3 separate regions of the Homo sapiens genome follow, and all the other regions are linked to region 3. A link is an interaction called in ENCODE POLR2A ChIA-PET data of the cell type or tissue named here. Cell type or tissue: Panc1. All regions are shown on one strand.

Region 1 (8,000 bases), 570 kb before region 3:
ATCTTTCTCCCCGTGTGAGAGGTTTCCTGCCCTTGAACATCGGACTCCAAGTTCTTCAGCTTTCGAACTCTCAGATTTACACCAGTGATTTTCCAGGGGCTCTCAGACCTTTGGCCACAGACTGAAGGCTGCACTGTCGGCTTCCCTACTTTTGAGGTTTTGGGACTTGGACTGACCTCCTTGCTCCTCAGCTTGCAGATGGCTTATTGTGGGACTTCACTTTCTGACTGTGTGATCCAATACTCTTAATAAACTCCCCTTCATATACACATCTGTCTTGTTAGTTTTGTCCCTCTAGAGAACCCTGACTAATACAGGTAGAGTGACTCAACTATGTTTGAGGTCCAACTGCTTTAGAAAACAGCACAGAAAATTTTAAACACAAACAGCTTAAATATATACATGTAAAGCATCTTAGAATCTTACAGATGCTGTGACTCATTCAAGTCTTTCAAGACCAGATTTTGATGTATGTTCTAGGGGGTCCAGGAAGCCATGGGGACGACAAGCCACATCTTCCAGCAGCATCAACCAGCTTTAACATATCCTTTATGTGTTGGGATAGAATTTAGATAGCCCATGGAGTAGAATGCACATATTCACACATTTTAAAACTAAAATAGGCTGGGTGTGGTGGCTCACACCTGAAACCACAGCACTTTGGGAGGCAGCAGCAGGAGCATCACATGAGGTAAGGAATTCAAGATTAGACTAGGCAACCGAGCAAGACCCTGTATCTACAAAAAAAATAAAATGATTAGCTGGGTATGGTAGTGTACACCTGTGGTCCCAGCTACTTAGGAGGCTGATGTGGGAGGATCGCTTGAACCTAGAAGGTTGAGGCTGCAGTCAGCTCTTACTACGCCACCGCCCTCCAGCCTGGCTGACAGAGACCGACATCTCAAAAAATATAAAATTAAATATAAAATAAAATTTAGAAATATATAAGGAAAAGGTCATGGGATAGTAGGTGGTTTCAGGCTGCATGGCCGGATACCCCAGGGCATGTGTCCACCCTCCTTACCATGAGTGGAACATCATGGAAGAGTTTGGAAAAGCTGCATTTACCTTCCCATTTTTTTCCCAATGAGGACACTTGTGGCCACACAGGCTAAAAGGCCTGGCCCAAAAGGACCCAATGAGACTCTTCCACTGTGGCCTCTGAGGCCCACACAGAGTCATGAACTTGTTATATTCTCTCTCTGACTTCACAATTACCTCCATAGCACCCTTAAAAGAGTTAAGTGCATTAATTCAAGAAATAATTTACGTCTAGTACCTCAGTCCTTGTGGATGAAGGGTTATTATCTAAACTCAAGGAGTTCACAATTAAAGAAATCAGTTACACACAGATATTAAAAGATAATTCAGAATCAACAAGGCCAAAGTGCCCAGCGAGACATCTAGACTGGAACAACTGGGAGGAGGAGTCCCAGCTGGAAGTCAGGGACGGCTTCACGCTAGACTTTTTGGGGTCAGTGGAGAGGAGAACAGGGGTTCGAAAGGGGAGAAAGGAAGGTGCTATTGGGCTGGCAGGGTGGGGAGGGCAGTGTGAGCTTGGTGGAAGGCTGGCGTGGGGACAGGTGGAGGCGAGATTGCAGTGGCAGGTAGGGCCAGATTGTGGAGAGTTTGCCGTTGAGGCCACAGCTGTGGGGAAGCTACCAGGGTTCTAAGAGCAAGGGCGTGATAATGACAGGTCTCAGCATCCAGACCCCATCACTAAGACCCTATGGACATCAAGAGGGGGCTCCAAGTGTCCTTAGAGAAAGAAGAGGCCAGCCCAGGGTGCCCCCTGTGTCCTCCTCCTGTGCCCACCCAAGCTAAGGAGAAGCCTGTGGTCAAATGAGCCTACCCTGGGTCCACCAGCCCAAAGCAGCATGGCAAACAGTTCCTGAATGTGGGTATCTTGGCCAAATCTAAGGCAATGGCCTGGGAGGCAGCTGACCTGCATTCATCATCTCTTTCTTACAAGTCAAGCGACCTTGGCAAGTTACTTAATATTTCTGAACTTCCATACTAACAATGTTAATAACATTAATACTTTCTGGCCAACCTCCTTCATAGACTGGGGTGAAGAGCAAATGCGATGTCTATGAAAGCTACCCACATACATTTGAGATTTTATGGCAGGATCCAATAAATACATTCACCTTAAGGCTGAACAGCTGATAATAGCTTAATAGGTGGGTTCTCTGTGCCATATTTGCATTTTAAGCTGGAGACAGAGAATGTCTTAACCAAATCAATAAATCCTTAACAGCAGAAGTTTAGATGCCACTGGCAGGTGTGTGAAAGACAAAAGGAACAAAAGCTGTCGGGGCAGGGGCACCTGTCAAACTGCAGGCCCCAAACGGACCTTGCTTCCAAGATAAAGATACTAAGGACAATGACATGACAAACACTTATTCAGTGTTTATGATACATACACAGAACACTGTGTCCTAAAAGCTTAGCACAGCTCGTTAAACCCTGTCACAACCCAACTGTTATCCTCGTTTTACAGATGAAGAAACTGAGGCATAGACAGGGTGTGTAACTCATCCAAGGTCACCCAGGCAGTAAATGACAGGTAGGATTTGAGCCCAGGGAGTCACCCGCATTTCAGGTTTCTATTTTTTTTTTTTTGAGACAGAGTCTCACTCTGTACCCCAGGCTGGAGTGCAGTGGCGCCATCTCAGATCACAGCAACCTTCGCCTCCCAGGTTCAAGCAATTCTCCTGCCTCAGCCTCTCGAGTAGCTGGAATTACAGGCACGTGCTACCATGCCCAGCTCATTTTTGTATTTTGTATTTTTAGATGGGGTTTCACCATGTTGGCCAGGCTGGTCTTGAACGCCTGTCCTCAAGTGATCCGCCTGCCTCTGCCTCCCAAAGTGCTGGGATTACAGGTGTGAACCACTGCGCCCGGCCCATTTCAGGTTTCTTGGTGCTCTCTGCTGTCCCGTCTGGGCCCCTGCTGCCACTTTCTGCACTGGCTCTCACGGCTCGAAGCAGCAAATGAAGCATCAGCTCCAGATTCATAATTAACTCACATTATGTGGTGACAGCCCAATTGTTCAGGTGCCCAGTGATATTTTTGACCTTTACTCAGATTCTGGGCCTCCCAGATCTGTACCTCCAGGGAGGTGCCCAGGGAAGGGGGAAATTTCCAGAGTCCTGGCTTTACGAGGCCCTTGAGAGTCACTGGTGTCCGCCCCAGATGCCAAATTCCCTGAATGAGCCTCATTATGGCAAATAATATTTCCTTCCGTTAGGACTGTCACATCATCAAAATTTCATCACCCCTCTGGGTCACTAATAGCTTCCTACATGGCATCAAACTTTAATTGCCTTTCTTCCCCTCATCCTCCCCACCCTCACACCTCATTCAATTTAGAAGGCATTTGTGTGGCTCAGTTACTGGCAAGCCAGTTCTGAATGCCCCAAATGACCTTAAGGGAACTCCTCAAATAGCTTTGGGGCATCCCAACCCCAGAGAGAGATGGAGACAAGGAGGAGAGCAGAAGACCTTCAATATTCTGCCAAGTTAAGGCCTAGTGAGGACACAGCCAGGGTGGAGGCAAGAGCCAGGAGGAGCAGGAGGAGGAGGAGGAAAAGGAAGAGGAGGAGGAGGAGTTCCAAGGCCTCTTTCCAAACTCTACACCCCTCCCTGGACCAGCCCGTCTTCAAACAGTACAATTGTCTGGGCATCTCCCTGGAGAATAGCTGTCTCTTCTTGGGAAGACAGTGACGTATGCCGTGGAAGCCAAAGGCAGCCTGGAGCAGTGGAAAGAGGACAGATGTTGGGACCAGAGAGGCCTGGGTTCACATCCTGACTCCTCAACTTCCCCGCTAGAAGGTCTTGGGTGGTTAATCTCTCAGCCTCACTTTATCCACATGTCAGAGTGATAGGGAGGACTGAGGCAGACGATGGTTGTAATGCACCTTGCCATGTCTGACAAGCAGAACTGTGCACCAAACGTGAGCTCGGGATGGAAGGGAAGACAAAAAGATTCTAAACTGGGGAAGAAGCAAAAGAAAATGGGGTGAGCCAAGTGCGGCAGCTCATGCCTGCAATCCCAGCACTTTGGGAGACCGAGGTGGGCGAGTCACTTGAGGTCAGGAGTTTGAGACCAGCCTGGCCAACATGGTGAAACCCTGTGCCTACTAAAAAATTGGTCAGGCGTGGCAGCACGTGCCTGTAATCCTAGCTACTCGGGAGGCTGGGGCAGGAGAATCACTTGAACTTGGGAGGTGAAGGTTGCAGTGAGCTGAGATCATGCCACTGCACTCCAGCCTGGGTGACAAAGCAAGACTCTGTCTCAAAAAAAAAAAAAAAAAAAAAAAAAAGAAAAGAAAAGAAAAGAAAAAGGTGAGAAGATGTGGAAGATATGGGTGAAATATACAGCAAAGATACCAGAGAAGAAAAGCCGTCTTAATGCAGTCTTAAGGCCATTTGGAGGGGCAAGCACAGAAGTACAAATATAGTTAAAGTCATTTATTAAACAAGTGCTTATGATATGTCAGGCTCCATTCTCACTGCTCTATGTGTATTATCTCATTTAAGCCTTGGAAGGTTTTTCTCCTTGTTTTACAGACAAAGAAACAGAGGTTGAGAATGTTAAGTGACTTAACCCAGAGTGCCACAGATAGCAGCTGACAGAGCTTGAACCCAGGTCAGCCCAATTCTGAGGCACTGATCCTATACATACCACTTCTTAACAGCTTAAGGGGGAATAAAATAAGCCTCCAAACAAGGAAGTAACAGCACAGACTGGGGTTCTGCTTTAGGAATGTGCAAGGTAAAAATGTCTTGTGTAAAGTCACCCTCTGTATGAAATGCAGAGACCACAATGTCTTCTCTGTGGTTATGAAGGAACACTAGGCATTGCCAGTGCATGAGATCCTGTTGTCTTTTTCCAGCACACGAAAGCCTGCACTTCCTAGCTCCCTTGCCATTAGGTGGGACCATGTGATCCACTCTAATGAATGGGCTACAATCAGAAGAAACACAGGCTAAATAATTATTATTATTGTTTTGAGACAGAGTTTTGCTCTGTCGCCCAGGCTGGAGTGCAGTAGCGTGTTCTCGGCTCACTGCAGCCTCTGCCTCCCAGGTTCAAGCAATTCTCCTGCCTCAGCCTCCTAAGTAGCTGGGATTACAGGCATGCGCCACCACACCTGGTTAATTTTTGTATTTTTAGTAGAGACAGGGTTTTGCCATGTTGGCCAAGCTGGTCTCAAACTCCTGACCTCAGCCTGCCTGCCTCGGCCTCCCAAAGTGCTGGGATTACAGGCATGAGCCACCGCGCCTGGAGGGGAATATAAGTGCTGAGGCAAGATCTTCCTCTCCCTTTTCCTCTGGAGCATTAATCAAGGACCTTGTGTATTTCAAATGGTACATCCATGTATGAATGGCATTACCCCCTAAACCTTCTACCCCTCCTCTCAATTTCCTTCACATCATAAAGTTGGAGTTCAGCTGATGGGGCTTCAGCAGAGACCCAGGGGCTGCCCAACCCAGATGCCAGGCCTGCTAAGAGGCAGATTCATCTGTCGGGCCAGAATCAGGAAGAGCTGGGAAAATGACCAGAAAATCTGAGCAGGGACTCCTGTCTCAATGGCAACACTACCCCATTCCATGGATGCATCTGCGGGAGCTGCTGGAGGGCGGGGCCCCCACTCTTGAGGTACCTGGCTGCTCAGTGCGCTGAGGGCTACATGGCATGGGGTGTGCTGGATGTACAGAGACGAGAGGCATTTCACAAGTCAATCAGCTCTGGAGATGGGGCGAGAGGCCTGGCAGGAAGCTGGAGAGCTGGGAGGGGCCAGATGACCGTGGGCTGTATGCCTCCAGTAAGCATTCATTCATTCATTCAGTCTTCATATTATGCTGACTCCTCCTACGTGCCAGGCACTGCCCTAGTGGCTAGAAATATACCAGTGAATGAAACAAAGCCCCTGCCCTCCAGAGACACCAATAATAAACAAACAAGTCAATATATGTCAGCTGGAGCTGAGTGCAATGGAGAAAATGATGGAGAGCGAGGGAGTGGGTGCTGGAAGATGCCACGTTATAGGGTGCTCCGAGATGGATAAGACATATTAGGAGGAAGTCCTGGAGGAAACAAGGGTGAACTTTGTAGACATCTGGGTGGTGTGGGCACCACTGATGGAAAGGCAGGAACTTCAAGTGCCAGGTTGGAGGCCTGGTAAATTCCAGGAACAACAGGCAGTCAGTGTGGGGACAGGAGTGAATGCAGGGGGAGTGAGGAGATGAGGTGGGAGGGGAGGTTCATGTCTGGGGAGTAGAGGGGCAGTGATCAGGACACCCTCCTGGACTGTAATGGACACATTATAAGAACTTAACATTTACAAAGGGCATTTTCAAAGTGATCTGGACAATCTCATTTGATTATCCAAGACAACTCTAAAAGGTAGATAACAGTCTTTTTTTTTTTTTTTTTTAATGAGACAGGGTCTCGCTCTGTTGTGTAGGCTGGAGTACAGTGGCACGATCTCAGCTCACTGCCACCTCCGCCTCCCAGGTTCAAGAGATTCTCCTGCCTCAGTCTCCCAAGTAGTTTGGACTATAGGCTCCCACTACCACGCCTGGCTAATTTTTTCATTTTTAATAGAGATGGGGTTTCCCCACGTTGGCCAGGCTGGTCTCGAACTCCTGACCTCAAGTGATCTGCCGGCCTCGGCCTCCCAAAGTGCTGGGATTACAGGCGTGAGCCACTGTGCCTGGCTGGTAGACACAACTATTTTTAACTTTACTCATTTTACAGATGAGAAAACTGGCTCAGCTCAGCATCGCCCAGTGATGGAGGCAGGATTCAAAGGGGCAGAAGCCACGCTGGGAGCCATTCACCACGTCTGCAGGAGAAGGGTCTCCCCAGGGCTCCCTGGGCTCAGCAAGAGGCTTTTTGGTCCAGGCACCAGGCCCAGGGAGTCTGAGGGGACAAGCCCTGCAGTCCCCTCTCTCCCTTCCCCCGGGGATGCTGAGCATCCCTGCTCAACGCTGCTCACTGGCTCTGCCTCCTGCCCAGCACATGGACAGCAGGGGTGGGACACCTAGGGGAGGGGGCACCCGGGGTGTCTCGGCAACCAGCTTGTTTTCCTTTCCATTACAGGCAGTGGGCTGCAGCCGCCAGTTGCTGCTGGCCCATTTGTTGCTATTGGCATCCCAAGGCCCCAAATTATGATGACTAATTCCCACCGCTTTAGGCAGCTCCAGGGCTGTCTGTGGCAACATGCTCCAGGGGGAGCGGGGTAGAAACCCCGCAGGGCGCACACTAACACCCGACATCAATTCCAACTCAGCCTCCTGCCTCCCAGAGGGGCTGGGAGTCCGTAGGGACAGGGAGAGGGTTCCAGCCAATCAGAGGACCCCTTCAACCACAGCCAGATCCTAGGAAAACCAGCTATAAGGGGACAATTTCTTCATCAGCATAAAACATAGCTAACAGCCAGCTGGTGTTGAGCAGTAGTGAGTCCTCCATCATCAAGGGTATGCAAGCAGAGACCAGATGGCCTTGTGGGCAGACGACGGTCCTAGATGACTTTTCGTGTGTCTTTCAAGTCAAATGCAATGATTCCCATTAGTCCTTAGGACAGAAGATAAGCCCATTCTCCCCTCCTTGTTAGCTTACAGCCCGACTGCGTCCTGTGGTACAAAGTCAAATGTGGACCAATATGCAGGTTAACACTTCATTTTAAAGTCAGCCATTCAGGCGCTGTTTAAACAGAGGATCGCTGTAAAGAATTTGGCCTCCTTCCCAGCCTCCTTTCCCTTGTAGAACAAGGTTCCTGGCCCCTATGCCGGCCTTCCAGTAGAGGACACGAGGAAGAGGCAGTCGATAAATATTTGCCGAACAAATGCATGAAGCGGGGGTGGGGTGTGTGTGTGGGGGGGTCGAGGGTGGGATTTCCGAGGCAGGTGTCAGGCTGCCAGCGGGATGTAGCCTCTGGGTGGGGGTCCTGACTCTGTTCCTCCCAGGCAGGGGCCATTTTCTGCAG
Region 2 (8,000 bases), 150 kb before region 3:
AAAATAGCTTTGATGTGACAGCGAAAGAAAAAAAAACAAGTAAAATGTTTGTCATTTTTTTTTTTTTTTGAGGCAGGGTCTCGCCCTGTCGCCCAGGCTGGAGTGCCATGGCATGATCACAGCTCACTGCTACCTTGAAGTCCTGGGGCTCAAATGACCCTCCCACCTCAGCCTCAAGAGCAGCTGGGACCACAGGCACGCGCCACCACACCTGGATAATTTTTGTTTTTTTTGGAAGAGACATAGTGAAGGGTCTCACTATGTTGGCCAGGCTGGTCTTGAACTCCTGGACTCAAGCAATCCTCCCACCTCTGCCTCCCAAAGTGCTGGGATTACAGGCCTGAGGCACCACGCCCAGCCTGAGTTGTTGTTTTCGAGCTTGTAAAACTAGCTGAGCTCTGACACCAACCCTTGGGGTACCCATGGTGTTCCATGTTGAATTCCACTTGTTGGGGCAAAGATTTGGTTTTTAGGAGATGGAAGGAGGGAGGTCCCCTTGTCAGCCCTCCTTGTCCTCCTCCTCCTCCATCTTCACTTGTGTCTAGGCCCACTCGGTGGGGCCACATCCCTGCAGGGGCCACCTCAAAGCTTCCTGGGCATATTCTACTGCTGGTCACGTTCTAGAAGTAGTAAGCACCACCCCGCTTTATCTCTTCTTCCCTGCTCCCCTCCCGTCTTTCTTTCCATACATTCAACGATGTGTGTGGACAGCCTGCTCTCCGGCTTGCCGGGTGTGCAAGCTCAGCCCAGCACTGGCCAGCCCTGCCCTCCAGAAAGGCATCATTTAATCAGAAAGCCAGTAACACGGACAGTGGGCTTCATTTCCATGCACCAGGCACTGCTGTCATTCACCCTCACCTGTGAGGCAGGTAGGATTCTCATCTGCATTTCACAGATGGGTAAACAGGCCTGGAGAAGCTCAGTGCTGATGCTGCAGACCCCTGAGCGACAGGAACCCGGGCTGGGACCTGCCTGGTTCCCCGCAGTCCTTGCATAATCCTGATCTCCCTTCCCCAGGGCACCGGAGAGAGAGAGAAGCAGTGATCTATCAGAAGTCCTTCCGAGACTTGCGCATTGCGTTCCAGTGCCGGGCCAGGGAACCCTGCAAACTCTGATAACCACCTCTCCATGGCTGTCGAGGGGTGCCAGCATGACCCCACTTACAGGGATTCCAAGCGCCCTCTGTTGTTCCTGGTGGAGAGATCCCGGGAGCCCTGGTGAGGGACAGGCTAGGGTGTTGCAGTATGGTTTTGTATCCTCGTTTGGAGAGTCTTTAGCGATCACTGAGGCCCCAGGCTCAGCCGTGCAGACTCCAAGCCAGTGGTCCTCAGCCCAAAGCATGAGAATGTTCTGGGAACCTTTTAACAGTAGCAATGCTGGGACCCCAGCCCTGCCAGGTTGAAGAACCACCAGTCTGTCCCACCCCTGCCTGTTACAGATAAGGAAATAAGAGGCTTGCAGAGGAGCGGCAACCAGCCCGGGAGCAAACAGCTGCTCCGAGCTAAAGCAGATCAAGAACCCGAGGCCTCCGAAAAGCAGCTTCCCATCCTCCTGCCTTCCCTCTCTCGCTCCCACCTGCCACTCCAAGGTAGCAGAGCTGCAGCAGCTTGACCTGGAGACCGTCCGCCCTGATTGACACCAGTCACAACCCTGGCTGCTCCGAGAGCCTCTGAGGCCCAGCCCCATGACAGCCCGCACCTCTGATTGTTGCTGCCTTTCCATCTCCAGAGCCAGAAGAGGCCACCATCTCAAAACGGTGGTGGAACTCCAGGAGCCCATCATCTTGCTCTCCCCTCGGGCCTCACTGGGAATGACGGGCTCATTCCAGAGCAGCTCACACATGCTGTTCTTCATCTTTATTGAATTTGGCTTTGCGGTTCTTGCTGCTTTGAGGGGAGGGATGGCTATGACAGCAGCTTGGAAGTGCTGGGCTGAAATCATTTTCCACCCCCCGGCCCACCCGTTCTATTAGAAAAACATGAAATCTCTTCCTTCCCTTTATTTATTTTATGTGTTTCCTTCTTGCTAAGACAGAGAGCAAAGTGATGTTGAACGAAGGCTGTTAGCGTCCCAGCCACACACGTAATGAATGCTTATGAGGTTAGTTTGCTGAAGTACATGTCCAGCTGCTAAGAAAGATCCAACGTAGCCATTTGTGTGACCCTGGCTTCCAGACCTGGCTGCCTTTACCTACTCCTTTTTGACTCGAAAAATTAGTAAGATACGTAACAGCCTGGAAGTTCTTCAAGGTGTCTAACTTCAGTCTCTCCTACTGCAGTTCAGTCTTTTTGAGTCAAACCAACACACATTCTCCCTGCAAAGGCTGATGATGCGCAAGAATATTACCAGCCATCTCTCTTCCAGCAATAATTAGTCACAAGCAGCCCCCTACTTGGTTTGGGACACTGATTTCAAGGCCTGCCATCTGGGAAATGCTGAGACAGCATCTGGGGTGCCCAGCAGCTCAAAGCACTCTGTAAACATGTTGACACTTTCTCCTTGTCTACGAAACTTTCCTCAAGAACAGCCCAAGGACATGCATGGACACAGTTGGAACAATCAGATCCCACAACCTCCATACAGACTCTCCCGTGGCTCTCAAACGCTGGGGTACATCAGAATCACCACTGACTCAGTGGCTGTTACGAACTGAATGTGTGTGTCCCCCCCCCAGATTCATATGTTGCATCCTGGCCCCCAGTGTGCTGGTATTTGGAGGTGGAGTTTTTGGGGGGATAATGAGTTAAAGTCATGAAAGCCAGGCCCTCATAACGAGATCAGTGCTCTCATAAGATAAACCAGAGAACCTGCTCTCCCTCTTTCTCTCTCTCCCTGTCTCCCTTTGTTTCCCTCTTTCTCCCTTTCCCTCTTTTTCCCTCTTTCTCTGTCTCACTCTCTCCCTCTTTCTCCCTCTCCCTCTTTCTCTCCTTTTCTCTCACTCTCCCTCTTTCTCTCTCCCTCCCCTTTCTCTCTCTCCTTCTGTCTCCGTCTTTCTCCCTTTCCCTTTCTCCCTCTCTCTCCCTTTCTCTCTCTCCCTCTTTCTCTCTCTCTCTCTCCCTCTTTCTTTTTTTTTTGGATGGGAAGGAGTCTCATTCTGTCACCCAGGCTGGAGTGCAGTGGCACGATCTCGGCTCACTGCAGCCTTGGCCTCCCGGGTTCAAGTGATTCTCCTGCTTCAGCCTCCTGAGAAGCTGGGATTACAGGCATGCACCACCATGCCCGGCTAATGTTTGTGTTTTTATATATGTGTATACATATATATTCTTTTTTGTAGAGATGGGGTTTCACTATGTTGCCCAGGCTGGTCTCGAACTCCTGAGCTCAGGCAATCTGTCCTCCTCAGCCTCCCAAAGTGCTGGGATTACAGCCATGAGCCACCACGCCCGGCCTCTCCCCCTCTCTTTCTCTTCCTCTCTCTCTGTCCCTCTCTCTCTCTCCTTATTTCTCTCTCCCCTTCTTTTTCCCCTTCTCTCTCTCTCTCCCTCCCCATCCCACCCCACCCCACCATGTGAGGACATATTGAGAAGGCAGCCCTCTACAACCTTGGAAGAGAGCATCCCCAACCCCCGACCATGCTGGCTCCCTGATCTCAGGCTTTCAGCCTCCAGAACAATGAGAAAATCAATGCCTGTTGTTTAAGCCCCAGTCTGTGGTCTGTAGTTACAGCAGCCCTAGCTGGCTGAGACAGCAGGTCTGGGGTGAGCCTGGGGATCTGTGGTTGCTGGCAAGACCCCAGGAGACACTGATGCTGATGCGATTGGCCCATGGACTGACCACACTGCGAAACACGGATCCAGACTCCCCAAATAGGGACCCTCGTCTTGAGTTGGCTGCTGTGTGCCTGAGACATTAGGCCAAGGGGAGGAGCCTTCCAAGTGGAATCTGAAGAGCTCGCAGACTTTGGAGTGTGACAGACCTGGGCCGAATGCTGCCCTGTGACTTCCCAGCAGTCACTTACCATGCTGCCTTTCCCATCTGTTAAAGGGGCATGAAGACACCTCCCTCCAAGGCTGGCACCGGATGGGATATTGCATGGGCACAGTGCCTCGTGCAGTGACGACACTGTTTCAGGGTAGGTTTGCTTGTCTGTTGTTTTGGGGCTGAGAGGAGGGAGACGGGAGAAGGTGGTCTTCAGGAGCTTGGGGCCATATTGCCTAGGTGCTTCCATCACCCGCTTCCTGATCCTGGAAGCCCTACAGTCCCCACACGTCATCCCTTACATCAGTTCTTCAGTGGAACCATCCAGAGGCACAGGCACCTGCCCCTTCTGCAGAGTCTCCCCTGACCACCCAGCAACTGGGAGACAGGCACAAAGCATGGGGAAGGGGGTGTGAACTGCAACTGGGCAAAACCCAGGAGAGAGACCCTGTTCATCAAGGGGTTCACCTGCCTCCAGCCCCCATACAGAGGGGAAAAGCAAAGAAAGGCATCCTCGGACAGCTGGGCATTCAGAAAGACTGGCCAAGATATCTGTCCTGTGGGTAAGAGGAGAAGGAGGTGCAAAGATCTCTAGTATGCCTCCTGGAGGGTGAGCTCAGTGCAGACCGCAGGACAGCCTGGGCTCTATGAAGACAGGGCCTTGGACCAAGGCTTTGGTACATGTGGTGTATTGGTTACCTGTTGCTATGGAATATGGCTTGGATGTTTTGTCCCCTCCAAGTTTCATCTTAAAATGTAATCCCCATGTTGGAAGCTGGGCCTTGTGGGGGTATTTAGGTCATGGGAGTGGGTCCCTCATGAATGCCTTGGTGCCCTCCCTATGGCAATGCGTGAGTTCTTGCTCTGCTGATTCACTGGAGAGCTGGCTGTTTAAAAGAACCTGGCTCCCTCTCCTCTCTCTTGTTCCTGTTCTTGCCATGTAACATGCTGGCTCCCTGTCACCTTCCGCTGTGATTGTAAGCTTCTTGAGGCCACACCAGAAGCCAAGCAGATATTGGCACCATGCTTCTCATATTGCCTGCAGAACCATAAGCCAATTAAACCTCTTTTCTTAATAAACTACTCAGCCTCGGGTATTCCTTTGTAGCAACACAAATGGCCTAATACACTGTTTGACAAGTTACCACACAGTTAATGGCTTAAAACAACACATCATTTTGATCTCACAGTTTTTGTGGGCCAGCAGCCAAGGCATGGCTCATCTCGGTCCTCTGTCTCAGGGTCTCTCACAAAGCTGCAGTCAAAGTATCAGCTGGGGCTGGGGTCTCATCTGAAGGTTCAAGTAGGGAAGGACCCACATCCAAGCTCACATGATTATTGGCAGGATTCAGCTGCTTGAGGGTTGTTAGAATAAAGGTCCCAGCTCCTGGCCATGTGGGCATCTTCAGTATGGCAGCCTGAGTCATCAAAGCCTGCCAGCCAAGAAGGCAATAGAAAGACTCTGTAACATGACAGAAGTTATTCTCTCTTGTAACTTAATCACAGAAGGGACATCCCATTACTTTTTCCATATTCTATTGGTTAAAGGCAAGTAGCTGAGCCCATACCCAAGGGGAGAGAATTGCACAATGAATTTCAGGAGAAAGGGGTGATTGGGCATCATTGTAGAGTCTCCCTGGCACAAGTTTATTTACAGGTGTGTCCTCAGGGAGCAGCAGGGAAGGAGAAAAAGACAACTCAAAGACGTGCTGTTTGGAATTGGCCGTGGCTACAGGCACCCAGTGCTCAATCCTGTAAAACTAGGGGAACTTTTTTTTGCCCAGGGAACAAAAGGGGAAAGAATTTAACCATCAATCAGCTACTGACCCCTGAGGTCAAGGGTGGCTCCACTGCTATTAACTTCCCCATGCTTCCAGGCTGCATGTGCAGGGTTCTAGAGCAGGCTCCTAGGACAGCCCACACCATGCTGTCAGAAAGGAACAGGATACAAGGGGAGTCCGGGATGGGACAGGTGCTGAGAAAGGCAATCGGAGCTCGCATAGAACTGGTTGCTGCCTCAGTAGCTGAAGAAAGAGGTCCCCAGAGAACTGAAGCCATGTATGAGACATGTCTGATACAAACCCGTCCCCAGGTGTGTGTGTTTACACAGGCCTCCACCTGGGAGACAGAAGGCACTGCCTCCCTGTGAGCTTGGGGAAAGCTAACACAATGGGGCCACATCCAAATTTAACATTTTCTTCCACCGAAATGTAGCTCTTTGGCTGACCTTTTTCTGTTGATGGCACCATCATCTTCCTCTCCCAGCTTCACCTCAAAGTCGATCACCTCCGTGGATTCTTTGTTCTCCTTTGCAATCCATGCCTTATGGGGTAGGACTGACCAGTCATGTAACTTGAGGACTCAGTGCAAAGTGAAAATAAGGGGCCTCTTCCAAGCATGTGGACCAGTGCGACTGCACAGGTTGCACTTCCCTGAAGCCAGCCCTGCCTGCAGGATCTATAACTTCAGGAGATTCTCCAGTCACATCCTTAGGCTCTTAGCATTCTCTGCTGTGCCTTTCCTCTTGGCACCCCCACCAACTTATGACTAAAGAGTTTTCTACGCTTCTGTGGCCCTGAAAGAATGAACTTCATCCAGGACCCTGAAGGTGACCCTGTTAGTCCTGCTGCAAACTCCATTTGCCATAATGATCTGCCCGAAACGCCACCCTAACTCCTCCCTGCACAGGAGAAGAGTGAGTGAGTGAGTCTGTGGAGATGGGGTATGTAGTGTGCAACCTGCATAGCTGTGCTTAGCAACCTGGAGTCAAAGGGGGACTTGCCAAGAACTAAAAATGGGGATAAGGGGGTCTTGCCACCTTATGTGCCCAGTACTAGTCATAAGAACTGACTCTCATATATCACTTACTATGTTCCAAGTGATGTTTAAGCTCTTTGTACATATTAATTCACTGATTTCATTCTCACAGTCATCTTATGAGACAGTTACTCTTTTTATTCCCATTTTACCGAAGAAGCACTGAGGCAGAGAAATGTAAAAACAAAACAACAACAACAAAACACTTTCCCAAGGCCATGAGACCAGTACCAGAGCTGAGAATTGAGCCCAGGCAGTCCAGCTCTCAAGTCCATTTCCCTAACCACTAACCACACTGAAAGTGAGAGCCTTAGCTATTGGAGAGATCAGGCGTGTGTAGAGAACCTTCAGAAGCCTGACTACCTGATGATGTTATGCACTGTTTGTGGCTTGGAGAGAAAGGTGTGCATCTCATTTGATTTTTTCCTTTACTTTTTGTTGAAATTACTTTGGGAAAGTCTAGCCTATATCAAGAAAGAGACAAATGGGCAAAGGGAGGGAGATGGATGGATGGATGGATGGATGGATGGATGGATGGATGGATGCAGAGATATAGAGAGATATAGATTGTGCAAAATCCAGGTTATAAAGAAAGGGAAGGGGGCTGGGAAAGGGTGGACCCCTAAGCCAGGCTTAACAGCAGCTGTAGAGAACAAAATAAAAGTAAAATTAACCAACCTCCCAAATCAGTCAAAATCCTACCTGATTTCTAAGGCTCAACAGAATTATGTTCCCAGGAAGCCCCTGTGAATCCGATGTGAGATCTGTCTAAGAAGAAGTGGGAGGCTGTGGTGATTGCACTGTTTGTCTCTTTCTAGAAGAAAGGACTGTACACCAGGGCCTGATACCCTCCTGAGAGGTTGTCCTGACCAACAGGGCAGCTGCATTGCTGGGGAGGCAGCAAGCTGGTAAGGTCTCACTTCCCAGAGCAGCAGCTGGTGGGTTGCCATGGGTTCAGGAGTCCTTGCTGACATAGAGTGGTTGCCTTGGGGACGTTGAAAGAGGCAGCCTTCCTGGCCAGCCCTGGTGAGCAAAGGAAAAACATCGGGGTGGGGATAGTAAGAGGAGGATCACAGGCCTTGTGGAGCAGCCCACAAAATCCCTCACACTAGTACTTTATTGCCTATAAGAGATGTGCTGTCTACACAAACTCCCACTAGCTAAGTAGCAGGGAGAAAGCAGTGGGGGTGAGGAGGAAAGTACTTGATTGCAACCCCATGCATTAATCTCCATCCAATTCAGTCACTTGGGTTTGAGTCTCTTGG
Region 3 (8,000 bases):
GGCTCTGTCTCAAAAAAATAAATAAATAAAGCACCAACTCACCCCGCCACCCGACTCCCCATCCTTTCCCAGGTAAATGAGTTCAGTGCCAGGGACCAGAGTCCCGGCCTGCTGACAACCTTTAAGGTTTAATAAACAACTCCCTTCCGAGATGGTTTAAAGGCCAGCCCTGCCGGCAGCCAAAGGCAGGGGCCTCTTGGAGATTAAATGAGATGGTGGATATGAAAGCACTCCACCAGGTATGAAATCGCATACAAATATTCCCGATAATTTATGGACATTTCTCTCCGCCTGAGCTCCCAGGAGTCGCGCGGAAGGGGCTATTCCGTTTCCAGCCGCGGCCTCAGCGCCCCCGTGCGGCCGCCAGTGGACACAGCACCCAGGGCGGGCCTTGCCTGAGAGGTGCGGGTTGGAGCTTTGCGAATCACCCCATAGAAGCTTCGCTGCAACCCTGCGAGGCGGGAGAGAGGCGACAGCACACACACTCCCACCCCCAAAACATACACACACGTGCACGCACACACACACAGAAACCAGGAAACTAAGGCTCGGAAGATCACCGCTGGGCAGTGAAGGAGGTGCTATGGACCCCAGGGATGGGCCCTTGGGTGACGATGACCACAGCGGGCATAAGTGAGGCTGGAAGGGGAACTCCTGAAGGCCCTGAACTCCAGCCCAACTCCCCCTCCAGCCTCTTCTCCCCGACCCCCTGCCCCAGACCCTCCTTACCTCTGCCACACTGAACTTCCCACTCATTCTCAGAAACACCCCGCATTCTCCTGACCCTGGGCTGACGTCAGCTCCCTCCCTCCTTCTGTCTGGAAGTCCTTCTCCGGGCAAGCTGCTGCGCACCCCTCTCGGAGGCAGCAGACTGTGTCCCCTCCTCCACGAAGCCTTCCAGGACTCCCTCAGGAGGAATTAGACCCCTAGCCTCTGGGCATCCTCCACAGCTTATTATGGGATCCCAACAGTCATGAGTGTTTGGAGCAGGAACCGCATTCTGCTTATTCCCAAGCCCAGCCCGATGTTCACCAAGTGAACGGAATGGATTGAATGGGGGAAAATCCTGGAGGTTGGGAAGTCTTCCCAGCCATGTGCCGTGCCAGCCCTCTGCCCACCTGCGAGCTGGGGCATTGGGGTTTTTTTGACCCATCCTGGTCCTCTTTCCAATGTGTCCCTGAAAACTGAAGAGAGAACTCTAAACCATTTGGCCTTCAGAGGTGGCCAGAGTGGGGCTGCTGGAGGGAGGAGGGGAGGCCCGGTGACTTCTGAGGCCCTCTCTGCCCAGAGCCAGCAGAGTGAGGGAAGGGAAGGAAGGAAAAGGGTTGGATTGTGTCCTGTAGCTCCGGACATGCCCTCTGAGCCTCTCCTGCCTCCAGCCATGCTGCAACACACTGCTTGAGACCCTCCCTACCGCCTCTTGACAACAGCAATAGCCCTCACCATCCCACAGCTGCCAGCACTGGACATTCCAGCCTACCAATGGCCAGAGCGACCATAACAGGCAGCCTGGGCCATCCTGCCCTCGAGTCCGGGGCTTTCCTCTCCTGCAGGATCCACCCTAGGCCCTGGAGAGTTTTGTTTCATGTGTATATGGGAGTCATCAGGGAGGCTCATGTCCAGGTCAGCATCTGCTCAAGGTCTCAGGCTGTGGCACTCAGGGCCTAGGCTCTGCCCCCCTTGGTCTCTGACAGTCCCCGGCCACTCCAGGACATTTGGGGCTCATCTTCCCATGGAGCAGGGAAGCGTGCCCTCTGGGCACCTTGCCTCACTTTTAGTAGCTGCAGCTTATTTTGCTATTTGTCCCCCTTGGGGAGCTGGAGGTCTTTGGTACTTGAACAAATTTGCCATTGTGTTTTGCTACTACACGTCTATGGTCCCTTAAATTATACAACTCAAGAGGGTGAACATCTGTCTCCCTGGGATCGCTGCCAAAAGGGAGGTGCAGCTCCTCCTTCTATCCCCGTCCTTGTCCTGTCGGGCCGGCAGTGAGGCAAGAAGCACCAGTCATTCATTCAACAAATAGTTTTTGGACCTACTACATGCCAGGCACTGCTTCAGGCACGTCAGTGTCTCCTTCTGGCTCTCCCTGAATTCCTCCCTCCATCCACCACCCCTTTATATGGTGAGTGATCTCAGATGCCGCATCCAGCCGGATCATCCTGCAATGTTAGCATTGAGCACTTACTGTACAGATGGGTACTGCACTTCGAGAGTTATCGACAGAATGCTGAGCCCTGTCCTTGCCTTCAAGGAAAAGTGGTAAGGTGGGGCGTAGTGGCTCACACCTGTTATCCTAGCACTTTGGGGGGCCGAGGCAGGAGGATCCCTTGAGCCCAGGAGTTCGAAACCAGCTTGGGCAACCTAGGGAGACCATGTCTCTAAAAAAGTTTTAAAAAATTAAAAATAAAAAGAGTGGTGCGCATGTATGAAAAGTTAAACACCTCCACGCAGCCTACGGAGAAGTGATTGCAAGGAACCACTGTATGAGCGGCAAGCAACATAAGTCAAGGGTGAAGGGTCCTGCCTGAAAAAGGGGAGGCGGGAGCTGAGCTCGGAAGGACCAGTGGCACTTGGCATCAGAGTGGACAGCAGAGCAAATACCTGGAGGGCAGAAAGTGCCCAAAAGTGCCCCTCGGCTTGGCTGAAAGGGTGGTTGCTTGTGGAGGAGCAGTGGGGTAGAAAAGACCAGAAAGGCATCGCCTGAGATGGGAAGGGCTGGCAAAGCCGGGCTCTGAGGTATGGGAAAATCCTTCTCAGGTCAGAGCTGAAGCACTCGTGCTTCTCAGATCGGATCCGACCTTCAGACATCTAAAATTAGGCTTCTGCCAATTAACTTTTCCCACTGCTAGAACCCCGACACATTTACAGTTGCAGAGACATCGTTCAGCTTCTTTAAAAGACTCTTCAGTGTTATTACAATATTTTTGTGATCTCTCTGCAGCAAGGTCTATTGGTTCCTGTATCTCCAGCACCCCCAGGAAGGTGCTCAGCCTGAGCTTGTTAATGGAAGGGCAGGAGGGAGGAAGAAAGGAAGGTTAAGTTAAATAAGTTCTAAGTAAAGCTCATGGCAAAGTGTTCTTTCCCTTCAGGAGGGCCGCTCTGTAATAATAAGCACGAAGCAATTACATTCTGCCGTGTGGTTATTAAATTTTGGGGAAACAAATATAATAAAATGTAGACATTTGTAGGGAGGTTGGAGATAAAATAAAAATGGAGGATAAAAATAAAATCGATAACCGCAGGTTGCTCAGAGTCTAACCTAAAGGATGTTAGGGGGAGAAAGGAACGCTGCCCTCCCCAGGCTTCCCAAGCCTCCCCAGGAAGTGGCCGGAGCCTGGGCTGGGGAATCTGCCCAGCAGGGGTTCAACTCCTGAGTCCACCTCTCCCCTCTGGGGCCGCGGTGAGACCCCGCAAGAGCAGGAGCACTCCCACTCACCATCAGCCCTAGGGGTGAGACACTTAGCCAGGGGCAGCGCTGCGACAGCTTTTGGAAGTATTATTATTATTATCATTATTGCTAGAGATGGGGGGGGGGAGGTCTTACTAGGTTGCCCAGGCTGCTCTCGAACTCCTGGCCTCAAGCGATCCGCCTGCCTCGGCCTCCCCCAGTGCTGGGGTTATAAGCGTGAGCCACCGCGCCCGGCCTTAACTTGCTTTCATTGTACACCAATTCCTAAGGGAATTGGAAGCAGCAAGCAGGAACGCTCCCTCTTATGGAAAGAAGAGCCCAGGGCCCTGGTCATGACAGGTTCAGGTGCCAAAAAGGAGACGGGAAGAAAACGTGAGGCGCCAGAACAACAGGTTCTACAAGGTGCACACGAGGGTCCCTGCCATTGAATGAAGAATTTTCTGTGTGGATGCCCCTGCGCAGGTCCAATGAAAGCCGTGGAGAATAAGCGTTAGCTCTTCAAACTGAATCTGAGCTAAAACCTAGCAAAGCCAGGCTGGGGTCTGAGGGGTTGCGGGGGAAGACAGGAAGGGGTGGACGGGGAAGAGGCGGGGGTCCTAGGAGGAAGGGATGGGGAGGAGCGAGAGGAGGGAGGCGGAGGGAGGGCGGCAGCCAGGATGGTCCATTCCATTCTTGGAGCTGCACTGTTGACTTCGACCACAAGGGGGCAGGGCTGCTGAAATTGGAAGTGCGAACGCCTACATGAGTCTTGATCCTCGGCAGGCACCGTACCCAGTTTCCTCCGTTGGGAGGGTTTAACTGCCCGGAAACGGAAGTCTCGTTCTTTTTCGTCCTTTTCCCCGGTTGCTGCTTGCTGTGAGTGTCTCTAGGGTGATACGTGGGTGAGAAAGGTAATCTGGGGCAATCCACTGCCAGGTGAAATCTGGGGACCCCAGGTCCGCGTGGAGGGTGTCGGGGAGGAGAAGGGGAGTGCGATGGGGCCGATATTTCGGGGGAGAGCGGGAAAACGGGGTTCGCTGCCAGCCCCCGCGCCGTGTTAACGCCGAGGACTGTTTCCCGCAGGTCCTGGTCCGCGCCAGAGCCCAGCGCGCCTCGTCGCCATGGTGAGTACAGTCCCTGCCTGGCGCCTTCCCGGGGTGGGCTCGTGGGGCCCCGGGGCGAGGGCGAGAGAGCCTCCCAAGGATCTCCTGAGGCCGGGAGAAGCTGGTGGACTGGGCCATCGCCGGGAGACGTGTCTCTTTCCTCTCTGTTCACCCGCTTCCTTTGTGTTGCAGCCTCGGAAAATTGAGGAAATCAAGGACTTCCTGCTCACAGCCCGACGAAAGGATGCCAAATGTAAGTGGTTGCTCCGAAGGTTCAAGAAGAGCGGTGCCTAGCCTGGCACCGCTCCGGGAGCGTCTTCCCCGGAATGTCAGGCAGGAGACGGTTAGGCCGTCTGGGTGTGTGCCTGGCCCTCTGGGAGCAGTGGTTTCATCCTGTTTCCCATGAGAAAGACCTGTGGGGGGCACGTTGAGGCCCTGGAATTTCTAGGACCATCTTTAGCTAATCGCGATCATCTCAGAGGCCGCCCTGAGTTCAGTTTTCTTTCGTATAATATAGTAAATTGTCGGAACGGAATCTCCACTCCGCGAAAGCCTCAAAACACACGTCCCATAAACACTGTTTAGGTTCTCTGCAGTTGTGCAAAATCTTAACACAAAATCCATTTTGTAATAAAGTGCTGGATATTTGCATGTAATGTATCGAGCACGGCACACTGTGTAGTATGGTCGTTTACCTCGTGATCCTGTGGTCGCTGGCCAGTGTCAGAAGGTATCATACCTATCTAATCCAGAAAAATATTTAAAAAAATTTTTTTTTTTCTTTGAGACAGTCTGGCTCTGTCGCCCAGGCTGGATTGCAGTGGTGCGATCTTGGCTCACTGCAATTACCGCCTCCCAGGTTCAAGCGATCCCCCTGCCTCAAAGTAGCTGGGCGCGCCACCATGCCTAGCTGATTTTTGTGTTTTTGGTAGAGACAGAGTTTCACCATGTTGGCCAGGCTGGTCTCGAACTCCTAACCTCAGATGATCCACCTGCCTCCGCCTCCCAGAGTGCTGGGATTACAGGTGTGAGCCACTGTGCCCCGCCAAGATCAAAATTTGAAGCAGGGCTTCTACTGAATGTATATCGCATTACCACCATTGTAAAGTCACAGAGTTTAAGTTGGACTGTCATAGGTCTGTTTCCCAGCTTGTACATACAGGGGAAAGAAGGTGATTAATGAAAAACCTTAAACAGCAGGTTTTCGATGGATAGGTGCCAATCTCTGCTGCCCACTTACTTAAATTTTTACACCAAGTGTGAGAGGTAGTTGTGTTACTCCTTTGTGATACTTGAAGGAGATTGGGGGGGCTTGTGTTTGATACAAGCTAGGTCTTGAGTTATGTTGTTACTTTAACCCAGTCATCTTTTTTCAGCTGACTGAGAATCAGGTCACATGTGGAAGTGAGGTTGCATGGGACAGGCCTGTTAAGGTGGGCTAAGACACCAGCCGTCTCTAATGCTCTGCCAGCCGTGGTGCCAGACGGTGGTTGGTGTACAGGGAGAGTCTTTCAATGAGTTGGGGGTAGGCAGAGATGGGGGTCATATTTGTGTCCCCATTACCCAAAACAGGCTGTCACCTTTGAGGTAGTGACCACCTGTGGGGACAAATAGCATCTGGTGGGAATGATGACTGTTGGCTAGTGTTTTGTGTAAAGAGATGAGGTTATCAGGTCAGTTTTATTTCAGACCATATGGGGTCACTGCCTAGTTTGAAGCCCAACTCTACCTGCAGGTAACTTACCCTTCTCAGCAAGTTAAACACGACACCACCGTTTGATTGTGTTTTAAAAGGGTGGTGGTCCGGGCGTGGTGGCTCATGCCTATAATTCCAGCACTTTGGGAGGCCAAAGCGGACAGATCGCTTGAACCAGGAGTTCAAGACCAACCTGGGCGACATGGCAAAACCCCATTTCTACTAAAAATAAAAAAATTAGCCAGGCATGGTGGCACACGCCTGCAGTCCCAGCTACTCAGGAGGCTGAGGCAGGAGAATCAGTTGAACCAAGGAGACGGAGGTTGCAGTGAGCTGAGATTGTCTCACTGCACTCCAGCCTGGGTGACAGAGCGAGACTGTCTCACAAAAAAAATTGGGAACCTTCATTTTAGATGATGTGGCTTTAAAGGTAGTGGTCACAGTCCCCTGGGGACAGTAAAGTGTCAGTAGCTGTTTGTTGAAAAAACTTTTTAAAATGGTTGTATTAATTTTTAACGTGTAATAGGCATAGCGTAAAAGTTACCATTTACACTGGGTATGGTGGTTCCCATCTGTAATCCCAGCACTTTGGGAGACTGAGGCAGATGGATGAGACTAGCCTGGGCATCATAGTGAGACCCTGTCTCTATAAAAGAAAAAAGTTAGCCGGGCGTGTGCTGGTGGTCCTAGCTACTCAGGAGGCTGAGGTAGGATTGCTTGAATCCAGGAAATTGAGGCTATAGTGAGCCACGATTATGCTACTGCACTCCGGGCTGGGCAACAAAGCATAATTGTACAGTTCAGTGGCATTCAGTAAATACACATTGTTGAGCAGCTGCCACCATCACCGCCCATCTCCAGAACTTTATCTTCCCAAACTGAAACTCCCTCTGTTAAACACCAGCTCCCCATTCTTCCCCAGCCCCTGGCAACCACCTTCCAATTTGTCCCTGAATGTGACTGCTCTGGATACCCCATACAAGTGGGTCTGCTATTGCATATTTGACCTTTTGTGACTGGCTTCTCTTCACATGTCCTCAAGCATGTGTCAGAATTGCCTTCTGTTTTTTCTTTCTTTTTTTTTTTTTTTTTTTTTTGACATGGAATGTCACTCTGTTGCCCAGACTGGAGAGCAGTGGCGGAATCTCAGCTCACTGCAAGCTCCGCCTCCCAGGTTCATGCCATTCTCCTGCCTCAGCCTCCCAAGTAGCTGGGACTACAGGCGCCTGTCACCATGCCGGGCTAATTTTTTTTTTTTTTTTAAAGTAGAGACGGGGTTTCACCGAGTGAGCCAGGATGGTCTCTATCTCCTGACCTCATGATCCACCTGCCTTGGCCTCCCAAAGTGCTGGGATTACAGGCGTGAGCCACTGTGCCCGGCCTGCAATTTGCTTTTTTTAAACAGGGTCTCACTCCTGCCCAGGCTGGAGTGCAGTGGTGTGATCATGGCTCACTACATCCTTGATCTCCTGGGCGCAAGTGATCCTCCCACCTTAGCCTCCAGAGTCTCTGGGACTACAGGCATGCGCCACCACACCTGGCTAATTTTTGGTGTTTTAGAGATGGATCTGTGTTGGCCAGGCTAGTCTCCAACTCCTGGCCTCAAGCAGTCCTCCCACCTTAGCCTCCCAAAGTGCTGAGATTACAGGCAGGAGCCACCACACCCAGACCGGAGTTTTCTTTTGAAGGCCGAGTTTTCCATTGTGTGGGTAGGCCACGGTTTGTTTATTCGTCTATTGATGGACATTGGGTTGCTTCTACATTTTCGCTAGTGTGAATAATGCTCTGAACATGTGTGTGCAAATATTCT

What was found. ChIA-PET counts read pairs that join two places held together with the same protein. Peaks named below come from ENCODE experiments on the same cell type or tissue, not always from the same donor. Only the 100,000 strongest peaks of a DNase experiment are listed, where the experiment ranks them.
Region 1: POLR2A ChIA-PET joins it to region 3 with 19 read pairs; 2 of 35 experiments call an interaction of 5 or more read pairs at or near these places.
Region 2: POLR2A ChIA-PET joins it to region 3 with 10 read pairs; 4 of 35 experiments call an interaction of 5 or more read pairs at or near these places.

The regions. Positions count from the first base shown.
Region 1 is chr17:73,632,379-73,640,378 of GRCh38, forward strand. The region is part of intron 1 of SDK2 (sidekick cell adhesion molecule 2); the gene reads right to left. Among named protein-coding and RNA genes, the nearest start is that of SDK2, 8.1 kb to the right of the region's middle. In Panc1, no CTCF peak of the experiment used is centred here; no DNase peak of the experiment used is centred here; H3K27me3 peaks cover 786 bases.
Region 2 is chr17:74,052,005-74,060,004 of GRCh38, forward strand. No RefSeq gene overlaps it. Among named protein-coding and RNA genes, the nearest start is that of LINC02074, 57 kb to the right of the region's middle. In Panc1, no CTCF peak of the experiment used is centred here; no DNase peak of the experiment used is centred here; H3K27me3 peaks cover 2,309 bases.
Region 3 is chr17:74,199,444-74,207,443 of GRCh38, forward strand. RPL38 (ribosomal protein L38) reads left to right here and starts at 4,235. Exons shown (of 5, transcript NM_000999.4): 1 at 4,235-4,302; 2 at 4,475-4,515; 3 at 4,687-4,747. The coding sequence starts at 4,513. RefSeq lists a silencer at 467-516 and enhancers at 3,471-3,974, 4,983-5,487, 5,488-5,991. In Panc1, CTCF peaks have their summits at 357 (motif pointing left) and 4,115 (motif pointing right); a DNase peak (open chromatin) is centred at 4,178; H3K4me3 peaks cover 2,911 bases; H3K27ac peaks cover 1,672 bases; H3K27me3 peaks cover 515 bases.